2 separate regions of the Homo sapiens genome follow, and region 1 is linked to region 2. Evidence: read pairs that join two places in POLR2A ChIA-PET (ENCODE). Cell type or tissue: A673. All regions are shown on one strand. Each heading gives the region's core, and the rest is flanking DNA. Links, peaks and the distances in the headings are about the cores only.

What was found. Peaks named below come from ENCODE experiments on the same cell type or tissue, not always from the same donor. Only the 100,000 strongest peaks of a DNase experiment are listed, where the experiment ranks them.
Region 1: POLR2A ChIA-PET joins it to region 2 with 10 read pairs; 3 of 35 experiments call an interaction of 5 or more read pairs at or near these places.

The regions. Positions count from the first base shown.
Region 1 is chr9:34,036,766-34,048,253 of GRCh38, forward strand. The region is part of intron 1 of UBAP2 (ubiquitin associated protein 2); the gene reads right to left. Among named protein-coding and RNA genes, the nearest start is that of UBAP2, 6.4 kb to the right of the region's middle. RefSeq lists an enhancer at 11,232-11,488. In A673, for the core only: no CTCF peak of the experiment used is centred there; no DNase peak of the experiment used is centred there; H3K27ac peaks cover 490 bases.
Region 2 is chr9:33,300,300-33,311,787 of GRCh38, forward strand. It overlaps NFX1 (nuclear transcription factor, X-box binding 1), which reads left to right. Exons shown (of 24, transcript NM_002504.6): 3 at 964-1,122; 4 at 2,892-2,969; 5 at 6,895-7,000; 6 at 10,807-10,878. Among named protein-coding and RNA genes, the nearest start is that of NFX1, 16 kb to the left of the region's middle. In A673, for the core only: no CTCF peak of the experiment used is centred there; no DNase peak of the experiment used is centred there.

The sequences.
Region 1 (11,488 bases), core at 7,276-9,775, 740 kb after region 2:
TCACAGAAATAACAGAGAATATACTACCTTAAGTTTTTCTCTTTTTTTTTTTTTTTTTTTTGAGACAAGGTCTCATTCTGTCTGCCCAGGCTGGAGCACAGTGGTGCGATCTCAGGTACCTCACTGACCTCTGCCTCCCCTCCAGGGTTCCAGCAATTCTCCCGCCTCAGCCTCCCAAGTAGGTGGGACTATAGGCATGTGCCACCACACCCAGCTATTTTTTTTTTTTTTTTTTTTTTTTTTGAGAGAGTCTCGCTCTATCACCCGGGCTGGAGTGCAGTGGCACAATCTCGGCTCGCTGCAACCTCCGACTTCTGGGATCAAGCGATTCTCCTGCCTCGGCCTCCGGATTAGCTGAGATTACAGAGGCGTGCCACCATGCCTGGCTAATTTTTTGTATTTTTAATAGAGACGGGGTTTCACCGTTTTAGCCAGGATGGTCTCGATCTCCTGACCTCGTGATCCGCCCGCCTCGGCCCCCCAAAGTGCTGGGATTACAGGCGTGAGCCACCGCGCCCAGCCCACACACAGCTAATTTTTGTATTTTTTGGTAGAGGTAGGGTTTCACCATGTTGGCCAGGCTGGTCTCAAACACCTGACCTCAAGTGATCCACTTGCCTTGGTCTCCCAAAGAGCTGGGATTACAGGAGAGAGCCACTGCGCCCAGCCCATATACTACCTTAAGTTTTTACTAATGTAATTGTTGCCTCACTCCCACAAATCAAAGGAAACTTTCATCAGTGTTTCAAAACTTAGGGTTGGCATAGCAGTCATGGAATACATATTTTTAGACTTTCCAAAAGCCCCAAAAAGTTACATTTTATCCTACAATAAATTAGCAATTTACTTAGCATTGATGAAAATTACCTGAACTAAGTAACAGCAGTAGTTATTTCTTGCTTATCAGATGACCTGACTGGCAATTATATCTGATAAATAATTGAGAAAATAATCATCTGAGAAAAGGATTATCATTCAGTAGTGTACTTCAGTCACAATATGTAAATACACAAACCCTGACTGGATGGGAAAAGAGGCTATAAAAATACTTCAGTGACAATATGTAAATACAGAAACCCCGACTGGATGGGAAAGAGGCTATAAAAATACATTTTGTGGGCCTACAGCAGCTGCTCACGCCTATAATCCCAACACTTTGGGAGGCTGAGGTGAGCACTTGAACCCAGAAGTTGAAGACCAGCCTGTGCAATATGATGAAACCCTGTCTCTACAAAAAAAAAAAAAAAAAAAAAATTAGCTAGGCACGGTGGCACAAATCTGTAGTCCCAGGTACCCAAGAGGCTAAGGTGGATCATCTGAGCACGGGGAGTTCAAGGCTGCAATGAGCTAGGATTGCACCACTGCACTCCAGCCTGGGAAAAAAAAAAAAAAAAAAAAAAAAAGGTCGGGCGCGGTGGCTCCTGCCTGTAATCCCAGCACTTTGAGAGGCTGAGGTGGGAAGATCATGAGGTCAGGAGTTCAAGACCAGCCTGGCCAACACAGTGAAACTCTGTCTCTATTAAAAATACAAGCCTCCCCTCTCCCCACGGTCTCCCTCTGATGCCAAGCCAAAGCTGGACTGTACTGCCGCCATCTCGGCTCACTGCAACCTCCCTGCCTGATTCTCCTGCCTCGGCCTGCCAAGTGCCTGCGATTGCAGGCGCGCGCCGCCACACCTGACTGGTTTTCGTATTTTTTTGGTGGAGACGGGGTTTCGCTGTGTTGGCCGGGCTGGTCTCCAGCTGCTAACCGCGAGTGATCTGCCAGCCTAGGCCTCCTGAGGTGCCGGGATTGCAGACAGTGTCTCATTAACTCAGTGCTCAATGTTGCCCAGGCTGGAGTGCAGTGGCGTGATCTCGGCTCACTACAACCTCCACCTCCCACCCGCCTGCCTTGGCCTCCCAAAGTGCCGAGATTGTAGCCTCTGCCCGGCCGCCACCCCGTCTGGGAAGTGAGGAGCATCTCTGCCTGGCCGCCCATCGTCTGGGATGTGAGGAGCCCCTCTGCCCTGCTGCCCAGACTGGGAAGTGAGGAGCGCCTCTTCCTGGCCGCCATCCCGTCTAGGAAGTGAGGAGCGTCTCTGCCCGGCCGCCCATCGTCTGAGATGTGGGGAGCGCCTCTGCCCCGCCACCCCGTCTGGGATGTGGGGAGCGCCTCTGCCCCGCCACCCCATCTGGGATGTGAGGAGCGCCTCTGCCCGACCGCGACCCCGTCTGGGAGTTGAGGAGCGTCTCTGCCCGGCCGACCCGTCTGAGAAGTGAGGAGCCCCTCCGCCCAGCAGCCGCCCCGTCTGGGAAGTGAGGAGCCCCTCCGCCCGGCAGCCACCCCGTCTGGGAAGTGAGGAGCGTCTCCGCCCGGCAGCCGGCCCGTCTGGGAGGTGGGGGGCAGCCTCCGCCCAGCCAGCCGCCCCTTCCGGGAGGGAGGTGGGGGGCAGCCCCCGCCCGGCCAGCCGCCCCGTTGGGGAGTTGGGGGGCGCCTCCGCCTGGCCGCCGCCCCGTCCGAGAGGTGGGGGGGGCGCCTCTGCCCGGCCACCCCTTCTGGGAAGTGAGGAGCCCCTCTGCCCGGCCGCCACCTCATCTGGGAGGTGTACCCAACTGCTCATTGAGAACGGGCCATGATGACGATGGCGGTTTTGTCGAATAGAAAAGGGGGAAATGTGGGGAAAAGATAGAGAAATCAGATTGTTGCTGTGTTTGTGTAGAAAGAAGTAGACATAGGAGACTCCATTTTGTTCTGTACTAAGAAAAATTCTTCTGCCTTGGGATGCTGTTAATCTATAACCTTACCCCCAACCCCGTGCTCTCTGAAACATGTGCTGTGTCCACTCAGGGTTAAATGGATAAAGGGCGGTGCAAGATGTGCTTTGTTAAACAGATGCTTGAAGGCAGTTAAGAGTCATCACCACTCCCTAATCTCAAGTACCCAGGGACACAAACACTGCAGAAGGCCGCAGGGACCTCTGCCTAGGAAAACCAGAGACCCTTGTTCACTTGTTTATCTGCTGACCTTCCCTCCACTATTGTCCTATGACCCTGCCAAATCCCCCTCTGCGAGAAACACCCAAGAATGATCAATAAATACTAAAAAAAAAAAAAAAAAAAAAAAAATACAAGCCGCACACGGTGGCTCACGTCTGTAATCCCAGCACTTTGGGAGGCCGAGGCGGGCGATCACCTGAGGTCGGGAGTTCAAGACCAGCCTGATGAACATGGAGAAACCCCGACTCTACTAAAAGTACAAAATTAGCCGGGGGCATGGTGGCACATGCCTGTAATCCCAGCTACTTGGGAGGCTGAGGCAGGAGAATCACTTGAACCCAGGAGGCGGAGGTTGCGTTGAGCCAAGATCACGCCATTGCACACTAGCCTGGGCGACAAGGGCTAGACTCCGTCTCAAAAAAAAAAAAAAATTAGCCAGGTGTGGTGGCACGTGCCTGTAGTCCCAGCTACTAGGGAGGCTGGGGCAGAAGAATCCCTTAAACTCGGGAGGCGGAGGTTGCAGTGAGCCGAGCCCACGCCATTGCACTCCAGCCTGGGTGACAGAATGAGACTCTGTCTCAAAAAAAAAAAAAAAAAAAAAAAAGGGACAGAAAACAAACACACAGGCCAGCCAACTAGAAGACTAAATATAATGGCAGACATATATCCAAAATATCTGTAATTACAACAGATATGAATGGTCTCCATGCTCTAGTTAAAGAGGTTAGCTGATGGCTCACTCCTACAATCCCAGCACTTTGTGCGGGTGAGGTGGGAAGATCACTTGAGCCCAGGAGTTCACGACCAGCCCAGCCAACATAGCGATACACTCTAATTAATTAAAAAGAAGTTAGCAAGTTGCTAACTTAACAAAGCAAAATCCAGCTATGTGGCGTTCATGAAAGATATATCTAGAACATCCCACTACAATTGGCTAAAACTAAAAAGGCAACATAAAATGTTGGCAAGGATGTAGAACTCTTAAACCACTCAGTCTTTGAGAATGAATTCCCAATTCTTAGGGCATCCACTCTGTGTATAAGCTGAACTTTTTCCAGACACCTAGAATGAAATTCATTATGTACCATCCTTGACAGATTTGAGAAAATAGTAACTCAACTTTCTGTGTTCTGTGGTTCAGCTGACAAGCCTGAGAACAACTGTGCAACATGTGGAAAACACTTTAGCATTACTTAGTAAAAGTTACACATACCCTACATACAAACCAAAAATTCCACTCTCAGTTATGTAGTCTTGAGAAAATGGACTTTGTTTGTTGTGGGCAGGGTGGCAAATGTCCACATGAGGACAAGTAAAATTGGTAATCTCAAAAAACTGGAAATGAGACAAATATCCATCAACAATGAAATAGACAACATATGGCACATCCTTACAATGTAACCTCATACTACTATAAGAAATCAACGGGCCGGGCACGATGGCTAACACCTGTAATCCCGGCACTTTGGGAGGCCGAGGTGGGCAGATCGCTGGAGGTCAGGAGTTCGAGACCAGCCTGCCCAACATAGTGAACCCACAGCTCTACTAAAAATGCAAAAAAAAAAAAAAAAATTAGCCAGGCATGGTGGTGCCTGCCTGTAATCCCAGCTACTTGGGAGGCTGAGGCAGGAGAATTGCTTGAACCCAGGAGGCAGAGGTTGCAGTGAGCCAAGATCGCACCATTGCACTCTAGCCTGGGCAACAAGAGCAAACTCCATCTCAAAAAAAAAAAAAAAAACAAACAAGAGTCCATGACCAGCCTGGCCAACATGGTGAAACCCCGTCTCTACTAAGAATACAAAAATTAGCTGAGCATGGTGGCAGGTGTCTGTAATCCCAGCTACTCGGGAGGCCGAGGCAGGAGAATTGCTTGAACCAAGGAGGCAGAGGCTGCAGTGAGCTGAGAAGCCGAGATCGTGCCACTGGCATTCCAGCCTGGGCAAAAGAGCAAGACTCCGTCTTATAAAACAAAACAAAGAAAAAAGAAATCTACATGGGGGCTGGGTGCAGTGGCTCATGCCTGTAATACCAGAACTTTGGGAGGCCGAAGCAGGCAGATCACCTGAGGTCAGGAGTTCGAGACCAGCCTGGCTAACACAAGGAAACCCCGTCTCTACCAAAAAATACAAAAATTAGCCAGGCATGGTGGCGGGCACCTGTAGTCCCAGCTATTTGGGAGGCTGAGGAAGGAGAATCGCTTGAACCCGGGAGGTGAATGTTGCAGTGAGCCAGGATCGAGCCACTGCACTCCAGCCTGAGCAACAGACTGAGACCCTATCTCAAAAAAAAGAAATCAACATGGATAAATCTCAAGCATGTAAGAGTGAAAGAATCAAGCATCAGAAGAATCATACAATTCTTACATTGAGAATAAGACTGAAAATGGGCACTATTAAACCATATGTTGCTTACGGATATACATATAAGGTAAAATTATTGTAAAAAAGTAACAGTAGGCTGGGGTGGTGGCTCATGCCTGTAATCCCAGCACTTTGGGAGCTCAGGTGGGCGGATCATGAGGTCAGGAGTTTGAGACCAGCCTGGCCAACACAGTGAAACCCCATCTCTACCAAAAATACAAAAAATTAGCCAGGCGTGGTGGCGGGCACCTATAATCCGAGCTACTCGGGAGATGGAGGCTGGAGATTCGCTTGAACTTGGGAGGTGGAGGTTGCAGTGAGCTGAGATCGGGCCACTACACTTCAGCCCAGGCGATAGTGCAAGACTCCGTCTCAAAAAAAAAAAAAAAAAAAGGAACAGTAGAACCTGCAGAGTGACTCATACCTATAATCCCAGGACTCTGGGAGGCCAAGCAGGAGGATCACTTGAGTCCAGGAGTTCAAGACCACCCTGGGCAACATAGCTAGACCTTGTCTCTATTTTAAAACAACAACACAAAGGAATAGTAAACCTATAATGTAGGGTAATGGTTACCTCAAGGAAAGCGAAAAGAAATGCCTTGGGAGCTGGCATACACAGGAGACTTCCAGGTAGCAGTAATGTCCTATTTCTTGGTTGTTCATTTTACTTTTTTTTTTTAATTTTACATATGGGGCCAGGCATTAAGCTCACACCTGTAATCTCAGCACTTTAGTAGGCCAAGGCAGGAGGATCACTTTAGCCTAAGAGACCAGCCTGGGCAACATAGCAAGACTCCTCTCTACAAAAAGAAAAATTAGCTGAGCATGGTGATGCATCCCTGTGGTCCAAGCTACTCAGGAGGCTGAGGTGGGAGGATGCCTTAATCCTGGGAGATAGAGGCTGCAGTGAGCCATGATCATGCCAAGACACTCCATCCTGGGCGACAAAGCAAGACCCTGTCTCCAAAAAAAACAACTCTACATATGTGTTTACCCCCAACCACCTTCTACGTTATACAATGACAACTCTACATGTTTTTATGCCTCATATATCATCTACGGTATGTATGCTGTTTTTTGGGTTTTTCTTCTGAGACAGGGTCTGTCACCCAGGCTGAAGTGCAGTGGCACAATCACAGCCCACTGCAGTCTCAACCACCCAGGCTTAAGCAATCCTCCAACCTCAGCCTCCTGAGTAGCTGGGACTACAAGCACACCATGCCCAGCTAATTTTTGTATTTTTAGTAAAGACAGGGTTTTGCCACGTTGTCTAAGCTGCTCTCCAACTCCTGGGCTCAAGTGATTCACCTGCCTCGGCCTCCCAAAGTGCTGGGATTACAGGCATGAGCCACCACACCCAAACTATGCTGTATTTTTCAATAAAAATCAGCAAGTATGCAAAGTATGATCCTATTATTTATGGAGATAGGGTCTCACTCTGTCACCCAAGCTGGAGTGCAATGGCACAATCATAGCTCACTGTGGCCTCAAGCAATCCTCCCACCTCAGCCTCACAAGTAGATGGGACTCTGGGTACATGCAATCATGCCCAGTTAATTTTTACATTTTTTTTATAGAGACAGGGTCTCACTATATTGCCCACGCTGGTCTCGAACTCCTGCTCAAGAAATCCTTCCACCTCAGCCTCCCAAAGCGTTGGAATTACACGCAGGAGCCATGGAGCCAGGCTCCAACTTTTTTTTTTTTTAAACATATACTCCATGTTTCAGGGGGAAAAAAAAGGCCAGGCACAGTGGTCCACAACTGTAATCTCAGCACTTTGGGAGGCCGAAGCAGGTGGATCACCTGAGGTCAGGAGTTCAAAACCAGCATGGCCAAAATGACAAAATCCTGTCTCTACAAAAAATACGAAAATTATCAGAGCACGGTGGCAGGCTAATCGCTTGAACCCAGTAGGCGGAGATTGCAGTGAACAGAGATCACACCACTGCACTCTGGCCTGGGTGACAGAATGAAACTCCACCTCAAAAAAAAAAAAAAAAAAAAAAATTAGCCGGGCGCGGTGACTCACGCCTGTAATCCCAGCACTTTGGGAGGCCGAGGCGGGCAGATCACACACGAGGTCAGGAGATCAAGACCATCCTGGCTAACACGGTGAAACCTTGTCTCTACTAAAAATACAAAAAATTAGCCAGGCTTGACAGCACACGCCTGTAGTCCCAGCTACTCGGGAGGCTGAGGCAGGAGAATGGCGTGAACCTGGGAGGCGGAGTTTGCAGTGAGCCGAGATAGCGCCACTGCACTCCAGCCTGGGCAAGAGAGCAAGACTCTGTCTCGAAAAAAAAAAAAAATTAGCTGGGCGTGGTGATGCATGCCTGTAGTCCCAGCTGCTTGGGAAGTTGAGGCACAAGAATCACTTAAGCCAGGGAGGCAGAGGTTACAGTGAGCCAAGGCACCACAGCACTCCAGCCTGGGCGACAGAGAAAGACTGTCTCAAGAAAATAAAAATAAAAGAAGAAGCCAGGTGTGGTGGCTCACGCAAGTAATCCCAGCACTTTGGGAGGCCAAGGCAGGTGGATCACCTGAGGTCAGGAGTTCCAAGACCAATATGGCCAACATGGTGAAATCCCATCTCTACTAAAATTACAAAAATTAGCCAAGTGTGTTGGCAGGCGCCTGTAACCCCAGCTACTCAGGAGGCTGAGGCAGGAGCATCACTTGAACCCGGTGGGCAGAGGTTGCAGTGGGCGAAGATCGTACCACTGCACTCCAACCTGGGTGACAGAGCGAGACTCCATCTGTAAATAAATAAATAAATAAATGAAGAGTATTACCTAGTCTTAAATAAAACACCTACTCTACTCCTTAATGTGAGCCCTATTTCATACTTCAAATCCAAATAGTTAACTGGATTCCAATTCAATTATGCTATGTCCAGCATGAAAATTAGTTATCAAAAAATGGAAACTTATCAAACATTGTTTACAAACGGGTAAAAAAAGGCTGGGCGCCGTGGCTCACCCCTGTAATCCCAGCACTTTGGGAGGCCGAGGCGGGCGGATCACGAGGTTAGGAGATCAAGACCATCTGGCTAACACTGTGAAACCCCGTCTCTAATAAAAATACAAAAAATTAGCCGGGCGTGGCGGCAGGCGCCAGTAGTCCCAGGTACTCGGGAGGCTGAGGCAGGAAAATGGCATGAACCCAGAAGGCGGAGCTTGAAGTGAGCCGAGATTGCACCACTGCACTCCAATTTGGGCAACAGTGAGACTGTCTTCAAAAAAAAAAAAGGGTAGAAAAAAATAAAAATTAAAAAAAAAATTTTTTTTTGAGACGGAGTCTTGCTCCATCCAGGCTGGATGAAGTCCAATGGCACATGGCTCACAGCAACCTCCACCTCCCAGGTTCAAGCAATTCTACCGCCTCAGCCTCTGGAGCAGCTGGGACTACAGGCACGCGCCACCACACCAGGCTCATTTTTGTATTTTTAGTAGAGACGGGGTTTCACCATGTTGGTTAGGTTAGTCTCGAACTCCCGACCTCGTGACCCGCCCGCCTCCGCCTCCCAAAGTGCTGGGATTACAGACATGAGCCACAGTGCCCAGTCACAAAAGAAAATTTTTAAGGAGCATCTTTGAGAAACTTAAAAAATGTCAAGTAAACTCAGCAGGAAATATCAGCATAAGTGGTTTACATTAAAATTGTAAAAACTAATCTGATAAATTTGATTCTTTGAGTTAGTAAAAAAAGGATCCTATTCCTAAATACTTGATAGTTGGGGCAAAATTACTTCAAAATCTACCACAAAGATTACATGGTGATATTCCCTACATGTCCTCCCTCTCTTTGCCTTCCTTCAGGTTGTATCTCCACTCTTTGGAAAAAACGGCTGCTTCTAAAATCTATCAGAGATCTACTAACTTACCAGTCAACACCATGGGTACCATAACACTTAGCTTTTAAGAACGCTCCATTTACTCAAAATAACAACTAAGAGCTCCATTTACTCAAAATAACAACTAAGAATGAACGGGTATTTGCTGACATACAGGTTTCTCACAAGGAAAAATAAAGACAGATGTGCTTAAGGGCAGAGAACTTTACAATCTGTAAATGCCTGCAGACTGCTTCTTTAGAGCAGGCATTAACCCTTGCTAATATACTTAACCACCCCCACCCCCCAACCCCACAAAGTGTCTTATTAACAAAGGAAATCTTAACAATAAATCATCATTTAAAAAAAAAAAAAAGAGGACTGGGAAATCAACAATTCAAAGCTAACATTTTAGAAGTAAAGGCTTCATGCCGGGCGGGGTGGCTCACGCCTGCAATCCCAGCACTTTGGGAGGCAGGCGGATCACGGGGTCAGGAGATCAAGACCATCCCGGCTAACACAGTGAAACCCCATCTCTACTGAAAAATACAAAAAATTAGCCGGGCGTGGTGGTGGGTGCCTGTAGTGCCAGCTACTCGGGAGGCTGAGCCAGGAGAATGGCGTGAACCCGGGAGGCGGAGCTTGCAGTGAGCCGAGATCAGGCCACTGCACTCCAGCCTGGGCGACAGAACAAGACTCCATCTCAAAAAAAAAAAAAAAAAAAAAAAAAAAAAGAAGGCTTCACTTCAGACCACTCCAAACCTTCAAGAAAGGTTTGTACTTTCTACACATATTTTATACTTAAGAGGGTAGATACCGGGACCAGTTCCCATCACAATACAAGTACATATTGAAATAAACCTATTAGTCTACATGTTCTCACACCATCACACCATTTCTCCCCATACAATAAAAGTCACTCAGGCTAATACTAAGAGAGACACTCCTGGTGATCACTACATAGACTGCACTAGTAACCAGGAAAGGGAAGCAGAGGTGTTATTGTTGTTCCAATATAGTTCTAAAGGCAACTCCATGTGACTACTGCTGATCCAGCCCACATTTAAAGGGAGGACAGAGGAAACCAGAGCAGCAGGAAACAGGCAAGAGAGGCAATTACCACAACCCTTTCCCATGGCCTCATTCTCTCCCATGCCACCACTTTCGGGCATATTTCAATCACAACAAAAACCTTCCTTCTCTGAAAGGTTTCATAATTATTGAGGGTGAGAGGCAACAGGGAAGCAAATGGGGGAAATCAGCGCTGTGGGAAAATCTCTCGTCACACGTATCAACTAGCCATAAGTAGGAAAATCAGGAGTATGCTGGCAGCAAGCAAAAGGGCAGTTTGGGAAACTAATCACTTCTGCCTAATGATAAGAGAAGCCTTCAAAGCAATGGAAGGACAACCCTAGCGAAGGGGCTCCACAGGTGAGTGTATTGAAGGAAACTATCATCTCCAGGGAGTGGAATACATTCCCTTTCCTGAGGTAAAAGGGGAACACACCAATGTAGGATACGGGAGAGCTTAGGTATCATGTTCAACTTCCTTCCACCTTTCACAAACTGGCACTAAAACGGATACACAATTCACAGTGAAAAGTGAGGAATGCAATAACTAGTCGCATACCCCTTGTTGAAAAAAGTGCTGTCACAACGGAAGAGGAATATAAGAACTGGGTTCACCCAAGAAATTATATGCCCTTCAAATAAAAGATAATCTTTGGATACCTTATGGAGACCTGAAAAAACCCTCAACTAGCTGAGCACCGTGGTGCACACTGTAATCCCAGATACTCAGGAGGCTGAGGTGAAAGAATCGCTTAAACCCAGGAGCTGGAGGCCAGCCTGGGCAACATATGGAGACCATATCTCTAAAATTAATAGTAATTTTTTAAAATCTCTCAACTGTTAGGATACACTGGTGCTGTAGAAAGACAATAAGCCTAAATACTGGCAAACCATATACCTTCCTTGAATGTGAGGTAAAAACAATATCCAATAGAAGTGGTAGTAAATGACTGGATTACATCAAACAGGAAATAACAGTAATAATGATGGGATCAACCCCTAAAGCGAGCAAGCATTAGAGACCAGAGTGGTGACAGTTGAGATGCGTGGGCAACTAATTAGACTAAAAACTCAGGGGAAAATGTGGAAAAGCCGAGTGGGAAAGTGATTCAGAGGCAAACAACTGAGTTGTAATGCACCAATGAAAGAATAACATTTTGAGTATGTATTATTAACAGAGAGAGCTTTGCCGTTTACAAAGCGCTCAAAAACCTACATTAAATAATGAACTGTGATATAACCAG
Region 2 (11,488 bases), core at 3,645-6,144:
TGATCTGCCCGCCTTGGCCTCCCAAAGTGCTGGTATTACAGGTGTAAGCCACCGTGTCCAACCTGTTACAGCCTTTTTGAGAGGACTAAATAATAATATGTAATGTGCTTGCAATGTTGTATTTAAGGTTAATTTTATTCTTTTAACTTATTTAGACCTGAAAGCAAATAACAATAATATTATGAAATAAATGCAGTGCTAAAAGTATGTACTCAAAAAAGCATATACACACACTCACACTCAGTTTTGAGAGTATCTGGCTGTATTGAAATCTAGAAAGACTTTGCTGCAATTGTGTTTGAGGAAAAAAATCTGGAAGTGGGTGAAGGTATTCAGGAATAGATCTGGGAGGATTATTCTGATACTACACACTGGTCTGTGTCACTGGACTTTGAGCTCCTGGAGCCAGGGACTGTAACACCACCATGGGGCTTATGGTAGGCACCAAGAATATCTTTGTTAAGTGAATGACTAAAGACTTTGAGGGCAACGGCTAGAGCCATCTCACCACTCATGGGTTGTTGGAACCTGCCCAGACTTGGGCTTCTTATAGCTGACACTACAGCTTCACGAGCCTCTTTCTAACCTAAATCCATGGATCTGATAGATTTAGAGGATCCTGGAAAATAGAAAATGCAAAGCAAGATCCTGTATTGCCCAGTGGATCCTCAGGCTATGTTACAAGGGGCATTTGGCTACTCTGCTGTTTTCCTGGGAATGTTTCCTTAATTGTGGGAATCCCCACCTGAGTGTCTCCTTCCTAAATCCTCTTCCTCAGCAAATTCCTGCCCCTTTTTGGCCTCAGTCTGAATAGCCAGCTGCCTTACCCAGAATCAGATATCCCTTAAAATCTCTGTGTTTGGATTCTTCTCTTGAGTGACTTGCTGATCCTTGGTTGATTAAAGTGAGGAATGGTTTTTTGTGTTTGAGTTAATCTTTTTTGTTATTTTGTTTTTTAAACAGGTTCTCTAATTGAACAACTAACAACAGAAAAATACGAGTGCATGGTGTGCTGTGAATTGGTTCGTGTCACGGCCCCAGTGTGGAGTTGTCAGAGCTGTTACCATGTGTTTCATTTGAACTGCATAAAGAAATGGGCAAGGTCTCCAGCATCTCAAGCAGGTCAATTAATTCTCTCTTCTGAGTAGTTATTCTCCCCTATTTGATACGTTTAAGTATTATTAAGCCCAGCTTTAAAAATACAGTTTAATTTCTCTTAACTACTTTTTCTGCAGGGAGAGTATGTTACCTTGATCATGTGTTTCATATGACCAGAATTAAGTTATAGATCTTAAATAAACCAGCTAAACAACAATATTAAAATATATTTTAAGATACGACAAAATCAGTCACTCTTATTGAAAATGATGGCTTTTACTTATTATTTTTTCTTTGACCTACTGATTTTATTTCCTGTGGATACATAAACAGAAGTGTGATTGCAGGATCATATGGTAATTCTATTTTTAATTTATCTTCTTCTCATTTTTGGCCAGGCATGATGGCTCACGCCTGTAATCCCAGCGCTTTGGGAGGCCAAGGCAGGCGGATCATCTGAAGTCAGAAGTTCAAGATTAGCCTGGCCAACATGGCAAAACTCCATCTCTACTAAAGATATAAAAATTAGCCAGGCGTGGTGGCGGGCACCTGTAATCCCAGCTACTCGGGAGGCTGAGGCACAAGAATTGCTTGAATCCAGGAGGTGGAGATTGCAGTGATCTGAGATTGCACCACTGCCCTCCAGCCTGGGTGACAGAGCAAGACCCTGTCTCAAACAAACAAAAAAACATTTTTTTTTCATTTTTAAATTTTTACTATGCATACGTAATAGTTTACATGTTTATGGGGTACACATGATATTTTGATACAAGCGTACAATGTGTAATGATCAAATCAGGGTAATTGGCATATGGGGATTCCAACACCTCAAATATTTATCATTTCTTTGTGTTAGGAGCATCCCATTTCTACTCTTCTAGTTATTTTGAAATATATAATAAATTGTTGTTAGCCATAGTGCTACTAAACACTAGATCTTATTCCTTCTATCTAACTGTATTTTTTTTTTTTTTTTTTTTTTGAGACAGAGTCTTACTCTGTTACCCAGGCTGGAGTCCAGTGGTGTGATCATGTCTCACTGCAGCCTTGAATTCCTGGACTCAAATGATCCTCCTGCCTCAGACTCCCAAGCAGCTGAGACTACAGGCACATGCCACCACATCCAGCTAATTTTTTTTTTTTTTGAGACGGTCTGCTGTGTTGCCCAGTCTTGTCTTGAACTCCCAGGCTCAAGCAATTCTGCATCAGCCTCCTAAAATGCTGGGATTAGACACATGAGCCACCATGCCTAGCTAGTGGTTTTTTTTTGTTTGTTTTTGTTTTTTTTTTGAGAGGGAGTCTCACTCTGTTGCCCAGGCTGGAGTGCAGTGGCACGATCTCGGCTCACTGCAGCCTCCACCTCCCAGGTTCAAGTGATTCTTCTGCCTCAGCCTCCTGAGTAGCTGGGATTACAGGCGCGCACCACCACGCCCAGCTAATTTTTGCATTTTTAGTAGAGATGATGTTTCATCATGTTAGCCAGGGTGGTCTCAATCTCCTGACCTTGTGATCCACCCACCTCTGCTTCACAAAGCGCTGGGATTATAGGCATGAGCCACCACACCTGGCCTTTTTTTTTTTTTTTTTTTAATGAACCCCATATTTAGTGGAAAATGCTGTATTCAAGCTAAGCAGTCAGTATTGTGAATTTGTTCCTTAAATGTCTGATATGCTTAACATTGAAATTATTACCACTACTTCAATATTGTGTCTTCCTATAGATTTAAATTTTTTTAATTACATGTAGCTTTTGGAAGAAAATTTATTTGGCCTACTCCCATTTTTCCTGACAGATGGCCAGAGTGGTTGGAGGTGCCCTGCCTGTCAGAATGTTTCTGCACATGTTCCTAATACCTACACTTGTTTCTGTGGTAAGTTTGTTTATATACACTGGAGTCTCTTTTACTACATACATTGTACCTCAGTTCAGGAAAGGTGGTCTGCGGGGCATGTTTTAGAAGTTACTAATGAGACTTCAAAGCTCTAGGAGTCTATAAGACTGTAATTATGTGGTCCATCACACAGCTAGAGCCACAGCCTTTGTGCTCCTGGCAAGCTGTTCTGGAGATGGCCAACCAGGCTCATGCTGCTTCTGGGCTGTAGTGCTTGTCTCCTTGGTCTTGAGACCAGGCCTGACCATGTAGCAGAGATAGGTGTGGACGTGGGCTTCATCTCACCCCCAGCAGTTACAGCTTTGATAGTCCAGATTTGAGCAGTATGAGTAAATAATAGTGTTTATTTTAATCCTGGAAATAAGTCATTGGTATTTATAATCAGATTTTTTATAAACCAGCATTATAAACTCTATCCTGGCATCTTCCCTCTTTATGGAATACTTCTTTCTGTTTTTGAATATCTCAGTTCCCCCAAGTATTAGGGGAAAACTTCTTGTAACCCAGATGCTCATTCTTGCTGCTAGCCCATTTCTGCATGTTTTTTTTCCTTTCCTGCCTTTTAATGACTAACTTCCCTCTAGTTGTTGATTTTTCAGATTTTGTTTCTTTACTGTCTGTCTCCCTCCCTGAAGCATTGCATTTTTGCTTCTGTCTTGTTGCCTCACTGAAACCGTATTCAGAAATTACCAATGGGCCGGGCTTAGTGGCTCACGCCTGTAATCCCAGCACTTTGGGAGGCCAAGGTAGGTGGATCACCTGAGATCAGGAGTTCGACACCAGCCTGGCCAACATGGTGAAACCCCGTCTCTACTAAAATAAGTTAGCTGGGCATAGTGTTGCATGTCTGTAATCCCAGCTACTTGGGAGGCTGAGGCAGGAGAATCGCTTGAACCTGGGAGGCAGAGGTTGCAATGATCCAAGATCATGCCATTGCACTCCAGCCTGGGCGACAGAGTGAGACTCCATCTCAAAAAAATAAATAAATAAAATAAAAACAAAGAAATCACCAATGACTCCTTTCCAGCCATATCTAGGGCTGATTTTATAAGCTCATAATCTTTTTGGTAGAGTGATAGCCCTTGACACCTTTGACCATTCCCTTCTTGAAATAAGTAGCTCTTCCTGTTTGTTTCTGCATGCTCTCCTTATTTTTCTAACCAATTTGCTCATATTTCTCCTTTCCCATTACTTAGCTAGCAGCTTTCACAAAGAGTCAAGTCATTTACCATCAACTCTGAATCTTCTAGATGCAATACCTTGGTGAACTCTTTGACTTCCCCTTCTTTTCTTTCAATTCTTAACCACAGTATCATTTAAGATCTGACCCCAAACACCCTCTTACAAAGGAAGCTTTCCTTTGTTATTCTCTGTCTCACTTTGGCCTCTGTTTTATTTGGAATTTTCCGGTCTTACATGTTTTATTGACAGAATCTCAGCCTTAATAGATACTAAATTGGTATTAGATGAGGGAATAAATATTCTTGAATATACTACCAGAAAGGCAGCATGAAACTGGAAGTAAGAGATCAGTGGAAATTTGGGCAAATAGGACAATACCAATACTTAATACCTTATTTTGAAGGATTACATAAAGTACCACAATGGAATTAAAAATCTTGTTAAAGCCTCTACTGGCAAATTAGATGAGAGACTCTAAGGCAGTATAAGAATGTGGAGTGAAGGTCAAGATGATCTGAAAGTGGTAAAATGATGTGAGAATGCACATAAAGGCCTTATTTGCAGATGACTTTGCCCCACACTGTTCTTCCAGGGGACCATTAATTTAACATGTTTTTATTGAGAACTTATTAATGTTCAAGGCACTGTGAAGAAACAGAGGCGAATAAAACGGTTAACTTACCAGAGCTTACAGTCTAAGAGTTAAAACACAATTAGCCTGATACTCTGCTAGAAGTACAAAGTACTATGGGAGATCTTTGGGGTAGTTACGACTTACAGCTGGATGATTAAGAGAAGCCTTCTTGGAGGAGGTAGAATTGAACTGGCATTGTAAACTAGGTAAAATCTTTGTAGGCAGAAAGATATGTTGAAGGGAATAGCATAGGCAGTTCAAAATCAACAGGGTTTAGGGTATATTGGGAGAAGAGTGATTCATCCACTTACAGAGCCCAGGATCTATGATGGTAGGGGAGTGGGAGATGACTGGAAAGGAAGGGCTGACCCTTTGATACCAGTCTCAGATGTTGGGACTTCATTTGGAAGGCTGTGGGAAGCCACTGAGGGCATCAACATGATTCTTTATGGAGATTAGTTTGGTAGCAGTGAGTAGAGTATTTTGGAGCCTAAATAATTTGGGACTTATAATCCAGATGAAGAGTAGTACAAGCCTCTAAGGAGTGTGATAGAAAAATATGGTGTTAGGTTGATTCCTGACAGTAGTAGGAATGGGAGTCACCCAAAGTTTCATGCTTTTGGAAATGGTGATACCAAGGAAAAGGGCAGGTCAAAAGAAGAAGGTCTGGTGGGGACAGTGACTACAGTTTAGAAATGTTGAGCTGGAGGAGTGAGCAGAACATACAGTGAAATATGTCCAACAGGCAGGTAGCAATATTTGAGGAAAGACCAGGACTTAAGGATGAGAATCACAGCTGAGAGGAGTAGTTAAGACCCTAGCGGATGAAAGGGTACAGAGTGAGAAAAGGGTGTAATGCAGAACACTTGCAGGGGAAAGAAAAGCAAAAAACCCCAAAACATCATTTGGAGTCAGGGACAAAAGGTAGAGCTCTTGAGAGATGTTAGAGGAAAACCAGGGCACTGTATTGGAGCAAAAAAGCACAGAGGCAGGGAGGCTTTTGTGATAGTCTGGAGATGAGGTTTTGGCCAGTTAGAGAGGCAGGAACAGGAGAGCGATGAGGTGAGAGCCACTTTGTAGGAAAAATTGACACAACTTGGTGATTAAGTAGAAAGAGGTGTCAGAGATGACTGTAGTTTTTGAGCGTGTGTGACTCTGACAGAGTTGACGTCACTGACAGAAATAGGAAACCCTGAAAAGGGAGGAGTTATAGAGGGAAGATGTGAACTTTGACTGTGGATAAAGCCAGTTTGAGGTGACTGTGAAACCCCAAGCAAGAATGTTCAGCAGACATTTGGACATATGGGTCTGAAACTGAAGATTCAGGGCAAGAGAGAAAATGTGGATTTGGGGATCAATGGCCTTTAGGTGGATTGCACCTCTCAACATGAATAAAATTTCTGAAAGAGATAGTATAGAGAGAAAAGCAGAGGCCATGGACTGGGGATGGCTGCAATTTAGTGTGCAAATTGCCCAAGTGAGGATGAATTCCTCAAGGGCAAGGAGGAATCCTGTGCCTTCGTTTTACTCTTCCCTGTCTCTGCTGAGTCCATGGAAGATGTGCCATGAAGATTTGCAGTGACATTGATTATAAAAGTATAAGGTCTTTTATGCCGACTTTATAGTTCTGGAATAGGTGAGTTCCTGCTACTCGGGATTTATGTCCTTTCCATTTCTTACTGCCTCCCCCCTTTCCCCACGGTGCTCTTCTCTTATTCCCTCTCTCTGATCCTTCCAGCAGCAATTCGCATATCAGTTCAGAAGTCCAGTTATAGACGACTTGTCTTATAGGTATTTATCTTAAATTAAACGTTTCCATTAGTCAAGATAGTATTTTCGTAAGTAAAAGTGACTTTTTATTTATCTTTCCCAGGTAATCCAAGATTTAAGATTTATCATACTCAGTGAAACTTTTTATGAATAGCATTATATTTATCTTTTTATTTTAAGATATGGGATAATACATTTGTTGAAATAATAAAAACCACACTAAAGTTGCATGCTGCCTAGCTATACTTTACTGTTTCATTAAAGTTGAGAATGTGGTTGAAGTTTGTACCATTGACTCTCTGATCTGATATGTTCTAGGCAAGGTAAAGAATCCTGAGTGGAGCAGAAATGAAATTCCACATAGCTGTGGTGAGGTTTGTAGAAAGAAACAGCCTGGCCAGGACTGCCCACATTCCTGTAACCTGTAAGTTGGAATGCTAATTCCGTTGGGATTGCTGGTGGACATGCTTTGCTGGTGGCTCTAAGTAAACATACCTGGTTAGCATGTAATGGTTTGGGATGAAGGGTGATATGGGACCTCAGTAAATGGTCTCAAATCACCCTGTGCCAGGCACTCTACATCAGTTAACTTGTTGAATCCTTACCACAGCCCAGTAATAGATATTTACCATCTCTGCTTTACAGATGAGGCTCAGAAAGGCCAAGCCTCTTGCCCAGCATCACAGTGGCAGGGCGTGGATGGTGGAGCTAGGGTTTCCAAAGCCAGTGCTGCTTCCATTACATTACACTGCTTGCTTCTAAGAAGAAATGTGACTCATATGTTTTATCCCGCATTGATATCCAGGTCCAAGAGAATGTATGGGAGAACCTTCTGTCTGGGGAAAGACAATTGTTTAGGGTCCCGGTCGGACAGTATTTCCAAGATGTCAAGATGTCAATCTTTTTCTTTCTTTCTTTCTTTTTTTTTTTTTTTTTTTTTGAGACAGGGTCTCGCTTTGTCACCCAGGCTGGAGTGTGAGTGTGGTGGTGTGATCACAGCTCACTGCAACCGCCGCCTCTTGTGCTCAAGCCATCCTCCCACCTCATCCTCCTGAGTAGCTGGGACTACAGGCGTGTGCCACCACGCCTGGCTAATTTTTGTATGTTTTGGTAGAAATGGGGTTTTGCCGTGTTGCCCAGGTTGGTCTCGAACTCCTGGGCTCAAGCAATCTGCTCTCCTCAGCCTCCCAACATGCCAGGATTACTGGTGTGAGCCACCACACCCAGCCATAGGATGTCAGTCTTTTCCCTACAATAAATAGCCAGCTGTAGATTATATCCATAAGCCAGACACGGTGGCTCATGCCTATAATCCCAACACGTTGGGAAGCCAAGGCAGGAGGATTGCTTGAGGCCAGGAGTTCTAGACCAGACTAGGCAACAAAATGAGACCCCGTCTCTACAAAAAAATTTAAAATTAGCCAGCTGTGGTGGCACACACCTGTAGTCCCAGCTACTTGGGAGGCTGAGCAAGGAGGATCATTTGAGTCCAGGAGTTCACGGCTGCAGTGAGCTGTGATTGCACTATTGCACTCCAGCCTGGGCAACAAAGCAAGACCATGTCTCTAAAAATAATAAATAAATAAATAAGTAGACTGTATGCAGTCAGCTTCTAAATACCAAAAAATGCACAGTAATAGAAAAACAGTTGATCAGTTACAAATAAATTTCTACAGGCCTTAACCTCAGACAAAGGTTTAAATCTTAGGTTCAAGTTACTTAAATAGTTATGTAACCTTGGACAAGTTATTAATTTATCTAAGCCTGCATCTGTAAAATAATAATGATAGTAATAATAACACTTATAGGGTTCTATGAAAATTAAATGAATTAGTGCATCTATGCGGCTCGATATAGAGTCTTTCTGGCAAGTGATCAAAAAATGACAATTCTTACTTTTACTACCCAAATCTAAGAGTAAACCAGACATCAGAGTGTTATCTTGGTATTTCTACTGCTTGGAGGAGGGATAATATTGGACCAGGGCCTTGTGATCAAGGCATGGTGGTGGCGCTGGGGAAATGTCAGTGGGGGTAGAGCTGTTTTAAACTGGGCTAGACAGCATGGCCTGTGATCTGCTGGGCAGTCAGATACCTCATTCCCTTTGACTGCTCGCATAGGTCCTTCCTTAGGAAGGAGTTAAGCTATTCTTGCCATTAGTTGTCATTTTCAGTAAATTCAGTAATAAGAAGTTAATCCTGGCTGGGCGCGGTGGCTCATGCCTGTAATCCCAGCACTTTGGGAGGCCAAGGCGGGTGGATCACGAGGCCAGGAGATCGAGACCATCCTGGCTAAGACGGTGCAACCCTGTCTCTACTAAAAATATAAAAAATTAGCCGGGTGTGGTGGTGGGCACCTGTAGTCCCACCTACTGGAGAGGCTGATGCAGGAGAATGGCGTGAACCCGGGAGGCGGAGGTTGCAGTGAGCCGAGATCATGCCACTGCACTCCAGCCTGGGCTACAGAGCAAGACTCCGTCTCAGAGAAAAAAAAAAAAAACTTAATCCTCTGCATGGACTATTTTTCCAAACCCTTCATGACTACCAGAGATTAAAACTGTTGCAGATCAAGTGATCAGCACCATGTCTGAAAGAAAAGAACACCTTAAAACCTGCTCCTGCTCTTTTGTGGCTCTGGAGCTTTCACACTTGACTTGGGAACTTTCTTTTACTTTCAGGACCATAGAAGCCCATTCCCCAGTAGCACTTTTCTGGTCTCCAAGAAAGCTTTGCTTTCTCTCATTTACACTTGTTAGGACTCAAAAGTGACAGAGACAGGGTCTCGCTCTGTTGCCCAGGCTTGAGTGCAGTGGTGCTATCGTAGCTCACTGCACCCTTGAACTCCTGGGCTCAAGCGATCCTCCCACCTCAGCCTCCCAAAGTGCTGAGAGTACAGGCATGAGCCACCATGCCTGGTGTGAACATCAATATTTTTAAAAGCTCTCCAGGCACTTCCAATATATAGCCAGTGTTGTGGACCTCTGGTCTAAAAGTTAAGAAAACCTGAGATTGAGGAGATTGAGTCCAGGCTTCTGAGATATTTGACATAACCTAGAATCACCCACACCTGACAAGCAATGAAAATTGTTTCACCCGAAAGGATTGAGGTATATATAAAATATAACTGTTGAATAATGATACTCATCTTTAAAGAAACATGCTTAAACTTATGTCTCCTATGGGTATTGTCTATCAAAATGAGTCATCTTAGAAGACTAGACACTTGTTCCTGGATTGTTTTCAATGTTTAAACTTTATTTAAGAATTATCAGAGCTTGTTTAGGAGTTTCATAGAAACTAAACATTCCAGCCAGACCACTTTATAAGCACACTAATGTTTTACAGCAAATTCTGTTACCCATCTGATTAATTAGTCTTGGCTCTGATTGGCTTTTGATTCCCAAAGGGTTGTAATTTGCCACCTAGAATATACCCCTCCTACTCCAAAAACAGTTGTCGTAGAAGTTCCCAAAATGTTTTAAGTAGTGGTATTTCTGTACCACTGTGTAATTTGCCAAAGTGTCTGCTTTGAAGAGGGCAGTATATATTTGAATATACAAATTCCGTATTGTAACTTTTTTCTATTGGTCTCTATAATATAGCTCCTAAAATAGCATTTTTCAGAGGGCTAATTCTGACCTATAGCATATCACTCAGCCCAGTTCTTTCCATGACCCCCTTCCCTTTCATTCTCTCCATGTTACTCACTAGCATGCCTCCCCTCATGTCAGCCTTCTTTTCACTGTTCCATTGTTTGCCCAGTGCCTGATTATTACTTCACTAGCTGATAGTATGTCTGTACTTCTTACGGACCAGGTAGATTTGAGTTCTATTACTTTGCTTAGACTCTGATCTTCTACAGGACCCTATTAGCCATTCTGCCTTTTACCTGAGTAGCAAACTATTTTTATCCCCACACACTGCTGTAAGTGGGCCAAGACTGTATTTGAAAATGTCATCTTTGACTCTCAGACCCAAATATAACCAGTATTTTGACTTGGGATTTACTTCTGTGGTTAAATAGTCTGTGGTGATAATGATGTCGATTTTTTGCACATAAAAGTACAGTTGATATCTTTGTTCAAATAGTTTAATCAACTTTAAACAAATACAAAGACATGTCATAGTAGATGTATTTGTTGCCATATTCACAATAAGACCCAGCTGGGACAGCTTTGTTCGGGTTTGGATACATGGCTGTGGTTTATTCAGTGAAACCTTTCTCTTTCAGTCTCTGCCATCCAGGACCCTGCCCACCCTGCCCTGCCTTTATGACAAAAACATGTGAATGTGGACGAACCAGGTAAAGTTAAAATTACACCCTAAAGAAGACCTCAGTTTTCACATGCATGATTGACTTGTGAATTTCTGAAATAAAAGAATAGTAGGTAGATACAAATAAATGGTAGGCATGAATAGTACTTTTTTTTTTTCAGGAGTGAAAGTTTATTAAAAAGCTTTAGAACAGGAAGGAAAGGACAGAAGGAAAGTACAACTTGGAAGAGAGCCAAGTGGGCAACTTGAGAGACCAAATGTGCCATGGATAGTACTTTTCTGTAACTAGTAGTTCCCTGTGCTGCCCATGACCCTATTTTGTAATCTTATAAGTGATTAAGAAGTTATATGCACAATGAGATTGTGAGACTACCCATTATTTCGGGTAAAATACCAAAGTGACAAGGATTTTTTTTTTTTTGAGACGGAGTCTCGGTCTGTCACCCATGCTGGAGTGCAGTGGTGCGATCTCGGCTCACTGCAACCTCTGCTGCCTGGGTTCAAGCAATTCTCCTGCCTCAGCCTCCCAAGTAGCTGGGATTACAGGCGCCTGCCACCGCACCTGGCTAGTTTTTGTATTTTTAGTAGAGATGGGATTTCACCATCTTGGCCAGGCTGGTCTTGAACTATTGACTTCG